Linked DNA regions of Homo sapiens: region 1 is linked to region 2. Evidence: read pairs that join two places in POLR2A ChIA-PET (ENCODE). Cell type or tissue: GM12878. All regions are shown on one strand. Each heading gives the region's core, and the rest is flanking DNA. Links, peaks and the distances in the headings are about the cores only. Region 1 has its middle 2.4 kb from the start of UBE2J1. Region 2 overlaps RNGTT (RNA guanylyltransferase and 5'-phosphatase).

Region 1 (3,181 bases), core at 243-2,742, 390 kb before region 2:
GTGTCCCTGGTAATAACACAACTAACATCTCCATTACATTAATACCAGCTACATCCCCATGGGAAAATGTTCCATGTTTCTTATTAACCAATCCCAAGGGGAAATCCTGGGGGTAAAACAAGAGAAAAAACTATAGCAGGTGGTTTTTTTTTTTTTCTGAAAAAAAAAAAATTATAAAGTATTCAAGGTAATTAACAAAATGTTTACAATAAAGTCTACACTTGATCTTAGCCAAAAGACTGAGAAGCGATGCAATAAAATTTATATATGGCTTTCTGAGGTTTTTTTTTTTTTAAATTTTACTCTAGGAAGACATTGATGTAAAATAAGCTGATTCACACTATCAGTTTAAGTGATAATAACAATGCAACTGGCAAAACAAGTAATCCAGTTAGCTAATGGCAGATATTTTAAGTATAGAAAAGTATATGTGGTATAATGGGATATCAGTTCTTAAAATATCTATGCCTTATAAACAAAACCTCAAGGTAAATATACCAAAATCTGTATCATGTCCTTTTCTAAGCAGGAGGATTATGGGAGATTTGGATTTTGTTCATATTCCACATATTGAACCACTGTATTACTTTTATGATCAAGAAGAAAATCATTTAAAAAAAAGTTTCTAGTGCTAAAGAATAAGTAAAATGTGTGAACCAAGAATAGCTCGGAGGTTGTAAGAAGCATATACTTTTTTCAAATAGTGGAAAACTCAAATGTCACAAAACAGCCTGATTCTTTTTAGTGTAGCAAAAAAACCCAAGTTTCAGAGTCAGAAGACCTGGACTTGAATCAGGGTTCTTTCATTTTCTAGATAAGTCACTGAAGTTTTTTTTGAATAAGTCATTGAAGCTTTAAGAACCTTTATAAAATATATTTCAAAGTATTCAAACCAAATCAAGAAATAGATGAAAATCTAGAAAAATTTCCTCTCATTAACATAAAAAATCATATGCCAGAAAGATAATAATCTGTAGTTGAAAAAACTGAGAAGTAGACACTTGATTTCTCTGAGACCTAAATTATCTTCATCTGTAAAATGGGTATAAATAATCAGTGCCACTTCCAAGGCTGTTATGAAGAATAAATGAGTTGATGTTATGTCAAGTGCCTGATAAACAGTAGATGCTAAAAAACTATAGTCCAGACCTTGCACAAGGATGCAAATGGCGGTGGAGAAAGGGCCTGCACTTCAAAGGACTTCTGGTTCCTAACTAAGGAAAAGATGAATTACACAGGTCAAGGATTGTGGTTCTAAGATGTTTTCTAAGATTCTGAAACATTTTAAACCTCATCTTTTGTCATTTTTATTAGTTACGAAGTCGGCTTTAAGGATTAAAAAAAAAAATCTTAAAATGAAAAAAAAAAGGAGTTTTCCTTAGGATCATCAAAAGTAAAGAAAAAATTACCCCAAATTTGATCTTGGATTAAAACTTTACCTGATATAATTTGTAAATTTTTCTTGAAAGAAATAAGTGTTCTAGTTTAAAAAAATAAGCAATTTTTGGATAAGAAATTTTCCAAGGAAATGAGCTCCCTTCCCACCCAGCTGTCAGTCAAGAATTTAGTAACCTTTAAATAAAATTACTCTTCTCTTTGTATCTGTCTTTTTGAGACAGGGTCTCGCTCTATCACCCAGGCTGGAGTGCAGTGGCACCATCATGACTCACTGCAGCCTGCTCCTCCTCTTCCATCCCCCAGAGCTCAACTGATCCTCCCTTCTCAGCCTCCAGAGTAGCTGGGACCACAGGTACGTATGCCCGGCTAATTTTTGAGTGTGTGTATATTTTTAGTAGAGATGGGTGTCACCATGTTGCTCAGGCTGATCTCGAATTCCTGAGCTCAAGTGATCTGCCCACCTTGGCCTTTTTTTTTTTTTTTTTTTTTTGAGATGGAGTCTCATTCTGTCTCCCAGGTTGATCTCGGCTCACTGCAACCTCCGCCTTCTGGGTTCAAGTGATTCTCCTACCTCAGCCTCCCGAGAAGCTGGGATTACAGGCATGCACCACCACACCCAGCTAATTTTTGTATTTTTAGTAGAGACAGGTTTTTGCCATGTTGGCCAGGCTGGTCTCCAACTCCTGACCTCAGGTGACCTGCCCGCCTTGGCCTCCCAAAGTGCTGGGATTACAGGCATGAGCCACCACACCTGCCAGCCACTTCTCTTTTCTCTGTAAATGTCTCTGCTGAGAGAAATTTTGGAATTGGCTTTGATCTTGGAGCATGATTGTAATTAAGCTTTGATATGTGCCCATAATTAAATTGTTATGGGCACATGTCCACAATAAATTGTTGTTATTGTTGTTAACCAAGGAAGGAGAGATTGTTATTCCTACTGAACCAGTCCTATGGGAGAAGAGCCCCAGGGAGCAGTGGAGGTGGTGGTGGCTAAAGGAGAGCCCCAGAGGACAACTGCACCCAGAGATTGATGGACCTTGGAGGCTGAATAGCAAAAGGCTTCTAGTACTCAGCTATCAAATAGGAACGCATTATATACAGCACCTGCTTTGCAGGCCTTGCTGTGGTAGGGCCTACTGCACAAATTAGGGGCTTTTGTAGAGCTGTGGCAGGAGAGGGTGTCAAGTGTCAGTTAATCTGAAGATTCAACACAATGAATGAATGAAGCAGCATTGGAGTTTGGTTTTGTTTGCATATCTCAGTCAGTCAGATTATCAGTTTACTATACAGAAAACAACATCAGGGAATGATTTAAAATATACCATCTAATTTTAGATATCCTTCACTTTTTTACTCCCAATTTCATCAAGAAACTCACAGATTTAGATTAACTTTAACAATAGAAAACAAATCAAATTTAAGAGTTTATGTCTTTATATAACAGAATAAAACTTGCCCAACCTGATTAACCCTTTCTATCCTCCCCACCTTCCCAATCCCTCCCTCCTTTCCTTTAGTAAGGTCCCTACTCCTTAAGTCTTTTGAACTCAGTCCTCTCTCGATCCCACACATTGGACAATGAAGCAGTAAGTGTGTCCTTTGAAGTTTAACCTTTCATATTTGTATGCTTTCCCTCACATTAAATGTAATTCCTTTTTTTGACAGCTTTTACATCTAAACAAACCAAAAAAAACAAAACTCCTGCAATGCCTAAAACATGTCGTGCACCTAACACACTACCCGAGAAAAAAATTGTTATGAATATCCAACTCTGGCCAGAGCC
Region 2 (4,849 bases), core at 60-2,559:
GCGATGCTCCCACTTCGGCCTCCCAAAGTGTTGGGATTATAGGCGAGAGCCACCCCGCTTGGCCGGGTTTTTGTTTTTTTTAATTATTTTTCTTGTAGTTTTTTTCATCTTTATTGAGCTTGAATACAATAAGCTTTAAAGCGTACAGTTTGATAAATTTTGACTGTATATACACAAATATATCTCTTTCCTAGGAAACAACCATGAAACCCCTCAAAGTTTCCTCTTGCCCCTTTTTAAATCCCTCCTTCGCCTGGCAGCCACTGATCTGCTTTCTGTAATTATAGATTGGTTTGCATTTTCTAGAAATTTTTAAATAAATGGAAACATATAGTGAGTACTCTTCTTGGGGTGGAAGGAAGTGTGTGTGGCTTTTTTCACTCAGCATAATTAATTTGATACTCATCCAGATTATGCATGTATCAATAGTTTATTCCTTTTTTATTGCAGAGTAGTAGTTTATTGTTCTGGGTATACCACAATTTGTTTACCTGTTCATCTATTGATGGTCATTTGGGTTATTTCCAGTTTTTAGCTATTACAAATAAACCTGCTGTGAACATTCATGTACAATTCTTTGTGTGGACATATACTTTCATTTCTCTTGTGTAAGTCTCTAGGAGAGGAATGGCTGCATCATATGGTAGGTGTATGTTTTAAGAATTTTAAGAAACTGCCAACCTCTTTTCCAAAGTGGTAACACTTGATAGTCCCACCATCAATGTATTATACAGAAGAAATTCAAAGGACTTAAAAACTAGCAAAAAATTTGGACACTTCACAAAATAAGTTATATGAATAGCCAAAAAGCTATGATGGCGTGGTGGTATGTGCCTGTAATCCCAGCTACTCGGGAGGCCGAGGCAGGGGAATCACTTGAACCCAGGAGACGGAGGTTGCAGTGAGCTGAGATTGCACCACTGCACTCCAGCATGGGTGACAGAGTGAGACTCCATCTCAAAAAAAAAAAAAAGTAATTTGTACTTATCGTGTAATTTATTAGTAAGGGTTCTCTAGAGGGACAGAACTAATAGGAAATATATGTACATATATATATATACACACACACACATACATACACACACACACATACAGACGTAAAGGGGAGTTTATTAACTGTTAACTCACACGATCACAAGGTCCCACAATAGGTTGTCAGCAAACTGAGGAGCAAGGAGAGTCAGTCTGAGTCCCAAAATGGAAGAACTTGGAATCCAGTGTTTGAGGGCAGGAAGCGTCCACCACAGGACAAAGATGTAGGCTGGGAGGCTAAGCCGGTCAAGTCTTTTCACATTTTTCTGCCTGCTTTATATTCTAGCCATGCTGGCAGCTGATTAGATGGTGCCCACCCAGATTAAGGGTGGGTTTGCTTTTCCCAGCCCACTGATTCAAATGTTAATCTCCTTTGCAACACCCTCTACACCCAGGATCAATATTTTGCATCCTTCAATCCAATCGAGTTGACACTCAGTATTAACCATCACAGTAATTTCTTTGATATTTTGCATATTGAGGAAAATGTTATGGCTGCTCAAACTTATATGTTGTAAATGTTAGGATTCACTTTACTAGTACTAGAAGTTCATAATTTTCCTGAATCAGAAAGAAAATGGTACTAACTACATATAATTTGTTTCTCTGTGAAGTCACTTTCTCTGATGAAACCAGACTTGCAATGAGAGAGAGCTCTTGGAGACAGGGCCAAGCTTTATTTTCTGAAGAACTGTTTTTTCCTCCTTCTGAGTTAATAGATTTCAGGTGAATACTTGGAAGAAAACAAACTTATAATTTCTTTTCCTTTTTCCTTTTTTTCTTTTCTTTTCTTTTCTTTTTTGTATTTTTAGTAGAGATGGGGTTTCACCATGTTGGCCAGGCTGGTCTCCAACTGCTGACCTCGGGTGATCCGCCTGCCTTGGCCTCCCAAAGTGTTGGCATTACAGGTGTGAGCTACCGCACCCAGCCCTCCCTAGTTTCTTAAAGATATATCATTCAACATAAAATTATTTCATATCTGCTATGTAAAGAGCTTACTAGGAACTGTGGGAATGTAAATATGAGACACAGCCAGGTGCATTGGCACATACTTGTGGTCCCAGGTACTCAGGATAGTGTGATGGTGATAGTGATGGTGATTTTGAAGTCATTTTATTTAGCAAATATTTAAATGTCTACTTTGTGCTAGTCCTGGGTGCTAGGGAGATGGCTAAGATATATTACCCTTAAAAAGCAGAGTCTCATGGGAGTAGCAAACCATCCATTTTAAGCACAGTTCTGTTGTAAAAAATGTAGCAATGACTCTATTGTGGTATATGATGGGAATCAGAGGTAATAAACCTAATTCTTTGAGGTTGAGGAAGAAGAGATGGGAAGGAAGAAGGAGATCAGGTGAGACTTCCCAGAGAAGGTCATACATGAATTATCTTCAGTAAATAGAAGTTTTCTAGATAAATAGTTGGCAGGGGGTGTTATTGAAAGTTTCTGTTAGGATAGGATGATGATGGGAGAGATAATAGACTGAAAAAGTGTCTTTGTTCTGGAAGATGTAAGTGAGGTTAAGAGGTTGGAGAATAGCCTGATCATACAGGCAAGTAGGGTGTGATAAGGTATCCTAATATTTATATGCTTTAAATTTTCAGTGGCATACAATTGCAGTTTTTTTTTTCAGCATCGAGATGAGATTATTTGAATCCAAGTTAAAAGCTTACTTTGACTTTTCTGTGTTTAATGAATTGATGGAGAAAAGAGTGGAAATGGAGAGACTAATTAGGAACTTGTTGTAGTCCAGGTGAAAGACAATAGTGATAGTTTAAAAGTGACAGATGAAGAGTAGAAGGCTAATTTGAGAGATATTAAGAAGGGAAAATGGACAGAACTTGATGTCGTATTTAGAATGAGGGAAAGAGGGTCAAAATTTAGTCTCAAATGTCTGGCTTATGCACATGAGATAGTTGATATTATTAGGGCTTACTGAGAGAGAAGCAGGTTGGAGGAGATATTAAGATCCTGATTGCTCAAATAGAGATCTTTAGTAAAGATCTTTTTAAAAAACATTTTTATGTTATTTCAGTAGTTTTTGGGGGACAGGTGGTTTTTGGTTACATGGATAAGTACTTCAGTGATGATTTCTGAGATTTTGGTGCACCTGTCACTCAAGGAGTGTACACTGTAGTAGTCTTTTATCCCTCATCCCCCCTCTCCACACTTCCCCCTGAGTACCCAAAGTCCATTATATCATTGTTATGTCTTTGCATTCTCATAGCTTAGCTCCCACTTACAAGTGAGAACACAGGATATTTGGGTTTCCATTCCTGAGTTACTTCACTTAGAATGATGGGGTCCAACTCCATCTAGGTTGCCATGAATGCCATTATTTCATTCCTTTTTATGGCTGAGTAGTATTCCATGGTATATATACATATCACATTTTCTTTATCCACTCATTGGTTCTTGGGCATTTAAGCTGGTTCCACATTTTTGCAATTGCAAATTGTGCTGCTGTAAACATGCCTGTGCAAGTGGCTTTTTCAGATAATGACTTATTTTCTTCTGGGTAGATACCCAGTAGTGGGATTGCTGGATCAAATGGTAGTTCTTCTAGTTCTTCAAGGAATCACCATACTGTTTTCCCTAGTGGTTGTAATAATTTACATTCCCACCAGCAGTGTAAAAGTGTTACCTTTTCCCCACATTCATGCCAACATCTAATATTTTTTGATATTTTAATTATGGCCATTCTTGCAGGAGTAAGGTGGTATCTCATTGTAGTTTTAATTTGCATTTCCTTGATAGTGATGTTGAACATTTTTCATATGCTTCTTGGCCAACTGTATATCTTCTTTTGTCTGTTCATGTCCTTTGTCCACTTTTTGATGGGATTATTTGTTTTTTTCTTGCTCATTTGTTTCAGTTCCTTGTAGATTCTGGATATTAGTTCTTTGTCAGATGCATAGTTTGCGAAGATTTTCTCCCACTCTGTGGGTTGTCTGTTTACTCTGCTGATTATTTCTTTTGCTGTGCAGAAGCTTTTTAGTTTAATTAGGTTCCATCTATTTATTTTTGTTTTTGTTGCATTTGCTTTTGGGTTCTTGGTCACGAACTCTGCCTAAGTCAATGTCTAGAAGAGTTTTTTCCAATGTTATCTTCTAGAATTTTTATGGTTTCAGATCTTACTTAAGTTTGAGTTGATCCATCTCCAGTTGACTTTGTATAAGGTGAGAGATGAGTTTCATTCTTCTACGCGTAGCTTGTTAGTTATCCCAGGACCATTTGTTGAATAGGGTGTCCTTTCCCCACTTTATGCTTTTGTTTGCTTTGTCAAAGATCAGTTGGCTGTAAGTGTTTGGCTTTCTTTCTGGGTTCTCTATTCTGTTCCATGGGTCTGTGTGCCTATTTTTATACCAGTACTATGCTGTTTTGGTTACTATAGTCTTGTAGTATAATTTGAAGTTGGGTAATGTGATGCCTTTACATTTGTTCTTTTTTGTTTGCTTACCTTGGCTATTTGGGCTCTTTTTTGGTTCAATGAATTTTAGGATTGCTTTTTCTGGTTCTGTGAAGAATGATGATGGTACTTTGATGGGAATTGCATTGAATCTAAAGATTGCTTTTGGCAGTATGATCATTTTCATAGTATTGATTATACCCATCTATGAGCATGGGATGTGTTTCCATTTGTTTGTGTCATCTGTGATTTATTTCAGTAGTGTTTTGTAGTTTTCCTTTTAGAGATCTTTCACCTCCTTGGTTAGGTATATTCCTAAGTATTCTATTGTTATTATTTTTTTTATGCAGCTGTTGTAAAAGGGATTGAGTTCTTGATTTGATTCTCAGCTTGGCCATTGTTGGTGCA

What was found. ChIA-PET counts read pairs that join two places held together with the same protein. Peaks named below come from ENCODE experiments on the same cell type or tissue, not always from the same donor. Only the 100,000 strongest peaks of a DNase experiment are listed, where the experiment ranks them.
Region 1: POLR2A ChIA-PET joins it to region 2 with 15 read pairs; 17 of 35 experiments call an interaction of 5 or more read pairs at or near these places.

The regions. Positions count from the first base shown.
Region 1 is chr6:89,353,572-89,356,752 of GRCh38, reverse strand. No RefSeq gene overlaps it. Among named protein-coding and RNA genes, the nearest start is that of UBE2J1, 2.4 kb to the right of the region's middle. In GM12878, for the core only: no CTCF peak of the experiment used is centred there; no DNase peak of the experiment used is centred there; H3K4me3 peaks cover 1,335 bases; H3K27ac peaks cover 2,500 bases.
Region 2 is chr6:88,957,565-88,962,413 of GRCh38, reverse strand. The region is part of intron 1 of RNGTT (RNA guanylyltransferase and 5'-phosphatase); the gene reads left to right. Among named protein-coding and RNA genes, the nearest start is that of RNGTT, 3.6 kb to the left of the region's middle. RefSeq lists an enhancer at 1-377. In GM12878, for the core only: no CTCF peak of the experiment used is centred there; no DNase peak of the experiment used is centred there; H3K4me3 peaks cover 1,458 bases.